Regions from separate parts of the Mus musculus genome. Here regions 1 and 3 are each linked to region 2. A link is a loop called in an ENCODE intact Hi-C map of the cell type or tissue named here. Cell type or tissue: heart. All regions are shown on one strand.

Region 1 (2,500 bases), 680 kb before region 2:
GGTAGATACATCATGCCTCAGACTAACATAACTGAGGAGGGGTTCTGGGAAATGATGGACAGGCTTGAGTGGCCAGAGCATCGCATGTGGATGGATATGATGTCAAAACAGGTTTTGGGTCAGTCAACTGCCTGCTCAACGAAGCTGAGTACCCGAGGGACAGTGACCTGACTGTGCAGTTCTATATATTCTACACAAGAGAGTTTAACATCAACATTAGGGACAGATAGAGGAGACCAGAGGCAGAATCAGACTTCCTAGAGAGACAGGGTTAGTTTTGCAATTCTAGTCTTTCAGGAGTTAAACTAAGGCTCCGAGGCTATTACAACACACCTGGATGCCAGCACTCCAAAGAAGGCAAGTAGGGGTTGGAGTTCGGGGCTTCCACATTCTAGAATTTCTTTCTTACAGGCGCTTTCTTACATGTCTGACCTTCTTGGGGTCACCCTGCAAATTCCATCCATTGAATCACTGATTCTGAAGGAAAACTCGTGCCTGGAGGGGGGGCAGCAAAAAGGGCAGGGCAGGACAGAGCAGAGCATACAAATCTGGGCATGGAGACTATGATACCCTTGAACTGTGTTCTTGGGTACTAGAGGCAAGAGACATCTGTTCACATATTCAAGGAGCTGAGAATCTCTCCCAGTCTTTATAGCCACTATGTTGATAGTGCGACCTTCCTTTATGGAGAAAAAGGAGGTAATTTACTACTTACTATGTGGCTGGGGACCACCACCTACATTGTATTTAGATGACTCAAAAGTTGCACTCAAAGAAACACTTTTATTCCCATAGTGAGCTCAGATCACCACATCACCAGCTGAGGCTAAGGCCCAAGAGGTAGGGGATATAGTATGAAGCTCAGGAGTTTTGAAGAAAGCGTGTTACACCTTAAAGCATATATACCCCACATCAAGCTCTTGACCCCTTCACCTGAGACTTCTTCTCTACCTCAAGTTTCATCTCCTTTGCTTTGATCAAATGATCACTTCCTCCCATGGCTGGTTCACTGCTGCTCTTGGCACCCAGAAACCCAGAAGCTCAGCGATGAATGAGAGCTGAACACACTCTCATCTCATGCTGCTAACATACAGTTAGAGAAACCAAGGGCCCCGCAGCGAGGAGAGGAAAGCATTTTTTTGCTGACTGGTTCCAAGCTCCAGACAACCACCAGGTCCCCAGAGGAATAAGGACAGGAAATGTATTGGAGGGGAAGCATAAAGGGAAGGAAGGCGCCCACCAGGAGGTACCACAAGCCAGTTGACTTGGCACTGTCTACGAAGTGTGCTTAAATGGCCAGCAGGTGGTGCTATGTACTTCCAGATCCCAAATGTAAGCTTAACCTGAAGCCATTATAGCCATTCCCAGGAAGCCTTTATGATTGCAGTATTTAATAGGGAGACACACATATATGACTCCTATCATCGATAGGCTAATAAAATGAAAGACTTTAGAAAGCTAAACTGGGCTGCAAATGTAGAATGCTGCGATCTACTGCAGGGTACATGACGGTCTATGAGATCCTATATGCTTTATGTGACACCTTACGAGGCTGAAATACAGTTACTACCATCTGTCTTACAAGGGAGGAAATTGGAGTTCACAGGGATTAAGATATCAACTAATTCACCATCCGTATGTGTCAGTCAGGGCTGGACAGGTATGTATCGATGTGTGAAGCATTTATATGGGGTTTATCATTAGCAGACACTGAATACTCTCTTATTTAACCCTGCAACAGCAGTCGGAGGCAGAAAAATCTCCCTGGCACAGGCACAGGCCAACCTATGTCAATCGCGGGCTTTCCTTCCTCAGCACTAGGCAATCCCCACTGTCTATGAGCTCGCTTTCCGATCTTGGCACCCAGAGGCTTCCATATGAATTTGGTGAGTCACTGGACCTCTTGAGACTGGAGATTTCTCATCAGCAAGATGATGATAATAAAAAGAGCCACACACTGCTGTGGGAAATAACACCAGAAAAACATCTGTGGAAACAGTGTTGATTATACAGTAAGAGTCTATGGTGTGGGGTTATTATTGCCAGACACATAACAGCTTAGTTCACATAAAGATAGGTGTTTCTTCCAGAATTACCTGTAGTGATAAAGACCCAACTGTACTGTAGCCTGGATGCAAGGAATGCAGGCGGTGTACACTAACCTGGACTGCTACCCATCTGTAATGCACATTTAGACAATAAGCAAAGTTCTAGGGAGCCAGGAGAGAATTGCAATGAGAGTTCACAGACCAGGACAGCTGGCAGAAAGCGTGCTTCTCAGAGGTGGAATCACCTCAAAGACCATGGCCCTAAGGGGAAAGAGCCTCCTGGGAAGACGCTAAGAGGAAGCCTGGGACATGGGCAGGAGGTCAGTCAGCCGTGGACAAACCGGGGAGACACAGGCAAGGATCAAGAGAGCACAGTGGTCCAGAAACAGAGATGTGTGCAAAGTCTGGAATGTGAGACTATAGCATAGTGCAAGCCAAGTTTATCACACGGA
Region 2 (2,500 bases):
GGTCTGATGCCCCAGCATAGGAGGATGCTAGAGCGGTGAGGTTGAAATGGAGGGTGGTGGGTGGAGGAGCACCCTCTTAGAGGCAAAGAGGAGGGGGGATGAAATTGGGACGTTGAGGAGGGGAGACCGAGAAGGGGGACAACATTTGAAATATAAATAAATAAACAACCAATAAAAATGATGAAATTGTAAAAAAAATTGATGGAGGACATAGGAGGGTAGGTAAGGTATTAGAAGGGAGTGGTTGGATTCTATCAAAACGAGTTGTCTGTATGTATGAGTATCAATTAAAATATATATTTTAAACTTTATGGTTCAGCCCAAATTCTAGAATTGAATTCTGTAATTAGATTTAGAATCAAATACATGACTTTGACTTTGATTACTTTTGAACAATTACTAAAAATTTTTTTTCTAACCCTCTTAATTTTATTTGTAAAAAGCAGCTACAAAGATTTTAAAAGAAAATGAAGCACACATTGCTATTACAGAAGGAAAAGTTTCCAGATGAACTAGATATTAGCTACTTTTCAGGACCCTTCATGATCTGAGATTATACACAGATGTGACTTTCAGCCAGAATAATCAATTTGGGATTATTGGCGGCTGAGACATTGTGCCCATGAAAGAGGTTGGTTTTCTTCACTTCGCTGAGCTCTCACTGTGATGATAATGGAGAAGTCTTGTCCCTGGGTACTTAGCTCTGACCTTCAGAGCTGGTTCAAGAACGAAGTTGGGGATCGGCCTGTCTCCCTTTTGCATTTGGCACCACATTAAATCCATATCTGATCTTCAGGAAACAATGCACGCTGGAGAATGTGCTTGGCTTTGCCATCGATGGCAGCAGGGACTTTGAATCGTTCTTGAAAGCAATTCAACCACAAGGACACAATGAGGCTTTTCAGTTTTCCTACAGCTTTCCTCAAAATGTGTCTGGAAGCTTAGCTGTGGTTAAAGAATGCCCATTTAGATGTTCAATAACTCTGAGCAAAGGGCTCTGGCTTTCTGAAGGTGTAGTCTCAAAGCTGCAGTTAAAGCTGTGGGCATGACTCAGCTTCCGGTCACATCAGCACAGGTTAACGCTTGTAGCTGCTTGTGAAGTTGCTTTCTCAGGGTTTTGCTCACTCCTTAGGTTTTGCCAGAAGCTTATCTGATTTTGTTTGTTTGTTTGTTTTGTTTTCGTTCTGTTCTCAGGTGACACTGCTGCACAGGTCAGCAGATGGCACTACTGAATGGAGGTGGCAGAGAGGCTTCATAAAAGGGTTTTTCCCTTCCTCCTCATACCAGGAATGTGCTGTCTTTGCATAATGAACTGGGAAGAGTTTGCTATAACGGTAGATCCACTTTGAGTACTGAGAAGAGCTCTAAAATTAAGCTCATTTCTACTCTCCCCTTCTCCGTCTATCCCCCTTCACTCTGCCTACTAGAATTTCACGCTAAGCACAATTCTTCCAGAAATTTGAGACTAGGATGAGGCTTTAGTCACCATTCTCAGTCTCAGAGTGCCACCTTTTGGAACACACTCTCCACTCTCCGTTGTTTCCTAAAAGGGAGTTCCAGACAGCTGGTTCCTGGGGTGAATTTTCACAATTGCACTTCCTTGGTTATGGTTTGACATAATTTCCCTAGAGAGTTAAGGCTTAGGGTATGATAATATACCTTGAATCTGCAGAGCATTAAAGGGGAGGATATTGTCAGATATACGATCTAACCACGGACACAGGCCAGACGCAGTCCTTACTAAAGGAGAGGGCCTGCTTGTCCTGGTCCACCTTTCCCTGGTTTGCTTCTGCTGTGATCTATCAACGCCTTCCTTCCCCCTTCCTTATGCACAATGCTCAGTTAATATCTTCCTTTAGCCTTGCAGACAGGAGCTCACTTATGGCCATATATTCCAGGTGACAACAGTGTCTTTTCAGAGGAGCACAAACAGGAACGCCACAGAAGAGCTTCGGGCTCTTTTGCAAGACAGCTTCACTGACAAATTTCTCCCAGTGTGGAGCAGGCTGGAGGGCCTCTTTAATAAATGGGGTCAACTTTGATTGTTTGTTTCATTGATGATTTGAAATATATTTCTGGCATTAACTAAAAGCAGATGGCTGAAATATAAAAAAGAAAAACCTATCTAGGTGGAACTGTTGGAGGGAACGTTATAATGGCTGGGAATAAGGAGATAGGGCTTTGTGGTTGGAAATTCTGCTTAAAGGGAAGATCTTCTAAGTGGTCTCCAGTCAGGCTTGCTATGTGCCAGGGCTTCTGAATTCCAGTTCAGGCTGGTGATGTGACTGCATCTACACTGTCCTGCTGCCCGTCCATTCACTGGTGCACTGCTCTCGCTAGTGATGTTTATGGCTGTAGTGAGTAAAAGCTACTGGTATGTTGTCCATTTTGCCTTTAACCAAAAATATTGGTCTGCTAGCAGCTCAGTTTAGATAGAAACACTGTTAGAGACAACCTGTGAGGCGAATGGTGGAGCAAGGCTCTGATACGGTTTTTGGGC
Region 3 (2,500 bases), 340 kb before region 2:
CTTAGAAAAATTATTCCTCCTTTCAAGATCAAGAATATGTTCCCTATATTGCACTCCACAAAGCCCCTAGCTAGGGTAGTCATTGCATCAAAGGGTGCCCAGGAATTAAATCCATGATTGGGAGTGGCAGCAAGGACCAAATGAAGAATCATGAGAAAAGGACAAACTTGAGCACCTTCTTTTTTTAAAAAAAAAAGATATTAGTAGGGGGCCTTGGCACATTTCAAGAGGATCTTTTCCTGTCTCTGGAGAGCACATTATTGTGAAATTCACTCATTTTCATTGAAGATATCCGAGATGAGAAAGAGTACAAGAAGTCTTTCAAAGTGTAGAAGAGTGGAAGACTTTGCAATTGAGACTAGTCTCTCTCCATCTGGATGCCATGATGGAGTGGGGAGGGGAGAGGGCTGCTTAGAGGAAAGGACAAAAGCTAGGGTAGTGCTCAGATAATAGAGGGGAGGGGAGGGGAGGGGAGGAGGGGAGAGGGAGGAGGGGAGGGGAGGGGAGGAGAAGGGAGGGGGAAGGGATCATCATCCCTTCACTTTCTCAAAGACTAAGCCCTTCCAAATGAAAAAAAAATGAAGGCTTGTCCACATTTAGATTCTATTTTTTTTTTTTTTTACAATTATGGATTTAACTTTTTCAAACTCCAGTAGTAGTGAGAACAATAGACCAGAAACCAGAAGTTCCCTGCACTCTCTCTCAGCTTTCACACACTGTGTGATTTTAGGCAAATTCACCTTGTACCTTTTTCTACTTTAGTGAAGTAGAACTGTTCACCCTTATCCCGACAGTGGGGGACGTGTGAAAGCACAGTTGAACCAAATCGATTAAATAAATGAGTGCTAGACATTGCGCTAGACATGGTGAGAAGAAAGCCCTACTTGTAATAAATTGATTATTTCAGAAAATGAGCACCAACTGGGTGTGGATAAGACACCACCCCCACCCCCACCCCAAGCAGAGTCAGTCTTATCCAGTTTATTCTACACGTCCTTAGACTTGAACTAGAATCTCTTGTTGCTGTGGTCTAAATAATGGTTGGGATTTGTTAGGTGTGATAGCAGACCAAATTTTGGCAGTTTCCCCCATGATCTCTGTCTTCAGGGAACACTTCCTGCCTCCACTACAGGTTCCCTGAGTCTGTGACCTGGTGGCCCCATCCCAGAAATAGGGGTGGACAAGGGATGGAACGCATCTGCCTTGTGTTGTCTCTTACCTGAGGTGATGGCTGCAAATGGGGATCTAACTTCATGCAGGCATGTTAGGATGACCTGGCATTTGGAAAGTACTTAGAGAAGTGGAAATCACTAGGTAACTGTTGGCAGTGCTCTTGACATGTGTATAAACACTGCACTAGTTTCCTGTCTCTCGTTCTGTCCCCTTTCTGTCCTATAAAATTCAGTTGCTGAAGCTTGTGTGTGACCTATAATAGGGGCACTCAGACTTCTGCACCATGGCTACCTGGTCTGGACTACATACATGTGCTTATCATGGCTGCCTGGCCTGGACCACGTGCATGTGCGTATGTGTACCTAAGTGAGAAGAGCATCTCACCACACCCCTAGACGAGGGACTGAGGTTTCAGTCCTTCCTGCCTCTACAGGAATACGTTCTCCTCCTTCCTGTGAGATCTTAGTTACTGCACTGTAAGTGTGGAAATCAGTTAGAGATGGAATTTTCACATTCTCTTGCACAGTTACATTCTTCCTTCAAAGATAAGAAAATTGCACCAACCTTAGCAGGGCTCCCATGGCAACTTGTTAAATTAGGTCGAGATGTGGGGGCAGATAACATGGCTTGAAAGAAAGCCTGCCTTGCCTGTTAGCTGAGTGAGGGCTACATCAAGCACAATGTTGGCTTCCGCCGAGACGTACCTCCTTACCGTACTGTTTACGGTTATCAGACTGACACAGTCGAAAAGCTCCATTTTCTCTTGTTCATAGGTGCATGCTCAGTCCCTTCTAATTACAACACTGAGAGCCAGCCCCATGCTCACTGTTGTCTGTATTCCTTGTAACCTTAGAAAAATGCTGAGCACTCAGAGTGTGCTTACACGCTGAGATAATCAATTTGTTATCATTATGAGTCCCTTTTGCCTGTGTCTAGCACAATGTGTAATACGCATCTATTCAATTCATTGATTTAGGTGTAGGGATAGGATAATACTTCATTGTTAAATAGTAGTCTCCTTTCCTCCCTGTCAGTCTGGCCCCATTTTAGAGATAGTGAAACTGAGCACAAAGAGCATGCTTTATCCAAGGTCAGGTAATTTTGCTCTGCAAGAAGGTGGCTCCTTAATGAATTTTAAGTGCTGCATGCCTTGCTTGAATGCACCATCTGTTCTTCATGTTAAGGAATGGGAACACTCCTTGAGTAGCCTCATGTCTTTCACAGAGGGATTAAGACCCAGGTGGCCCCTTGTCACTAATTAACACTTCATACATACATGTGACTGAGGGGAAGGGGGAAGGGTAAGAGCTGGTTTTGGCTTCAGTAC

The links. Hi-C counts contacts between places; a loop is a spot of excess contacts. Peaks named below come from ENCODE experiments on the same cell type or tissue, not always from the same donor. Only the 100,000 strongest peaks of a DNase experiment are listed, where the experiment ranks them.
Region 1: a loop joins it to region 2, with 4 times the contacts of the local background. A loop is called at or near these places in 37 of 42 quality-filtered maps.
Region 3: it touches region 2 in a loop (3-fold over the local background); 4 of 42 quality-filtered maps call a loop at or near these places.

The regions. Positions count from the first base shown.
Region 1 is chr9:32,404,194-32,406,693 of GRCm38, forward strand. The region is part of intron 1 of Gm31755 (a long non-coding RNA gene); the gene reads right to left. Among named protein-coding and RNA genes, the nearest start is that of Gm31755, 6.3 kb to the right of the region's middle. In heart, a CTCF peak has its summit at 1,291 (motif pointing right); a DNase peak (open chromatin) is centred at 1,298; H3K27ac peaks cover 505 bases.
Region 2 is chr9:33,079,393-33,081,892 of GRCm38, forward strand. All of the region lies in intron 1 of Gm27166 (a long non-coding RNA gene), which reads left to right. Among named protein-coding and RNA genes, the nearest start is that of Gm27166, 49 kb to the left of the region's middle. In heart, a CTCF peak has its summit at 1,511 (motif pointing left); no DNase peak of the experiment used is centred here.
Region 3 is chr9:32,739,415-32,741,914 of GRCm38, forward strand. The region is part of intron 8 of Ets1 (E26 avian leukemia oncogene 1, 5' domain); the gene reads left to right. Among named protein-coding and RNA genes, the nearest start is that of Gm3331, 42 kb to the right of the region's middle. In heart, no CTCF peak of the experiment used is centred here; a DNase peak (open chromatin) is centred at 1,517.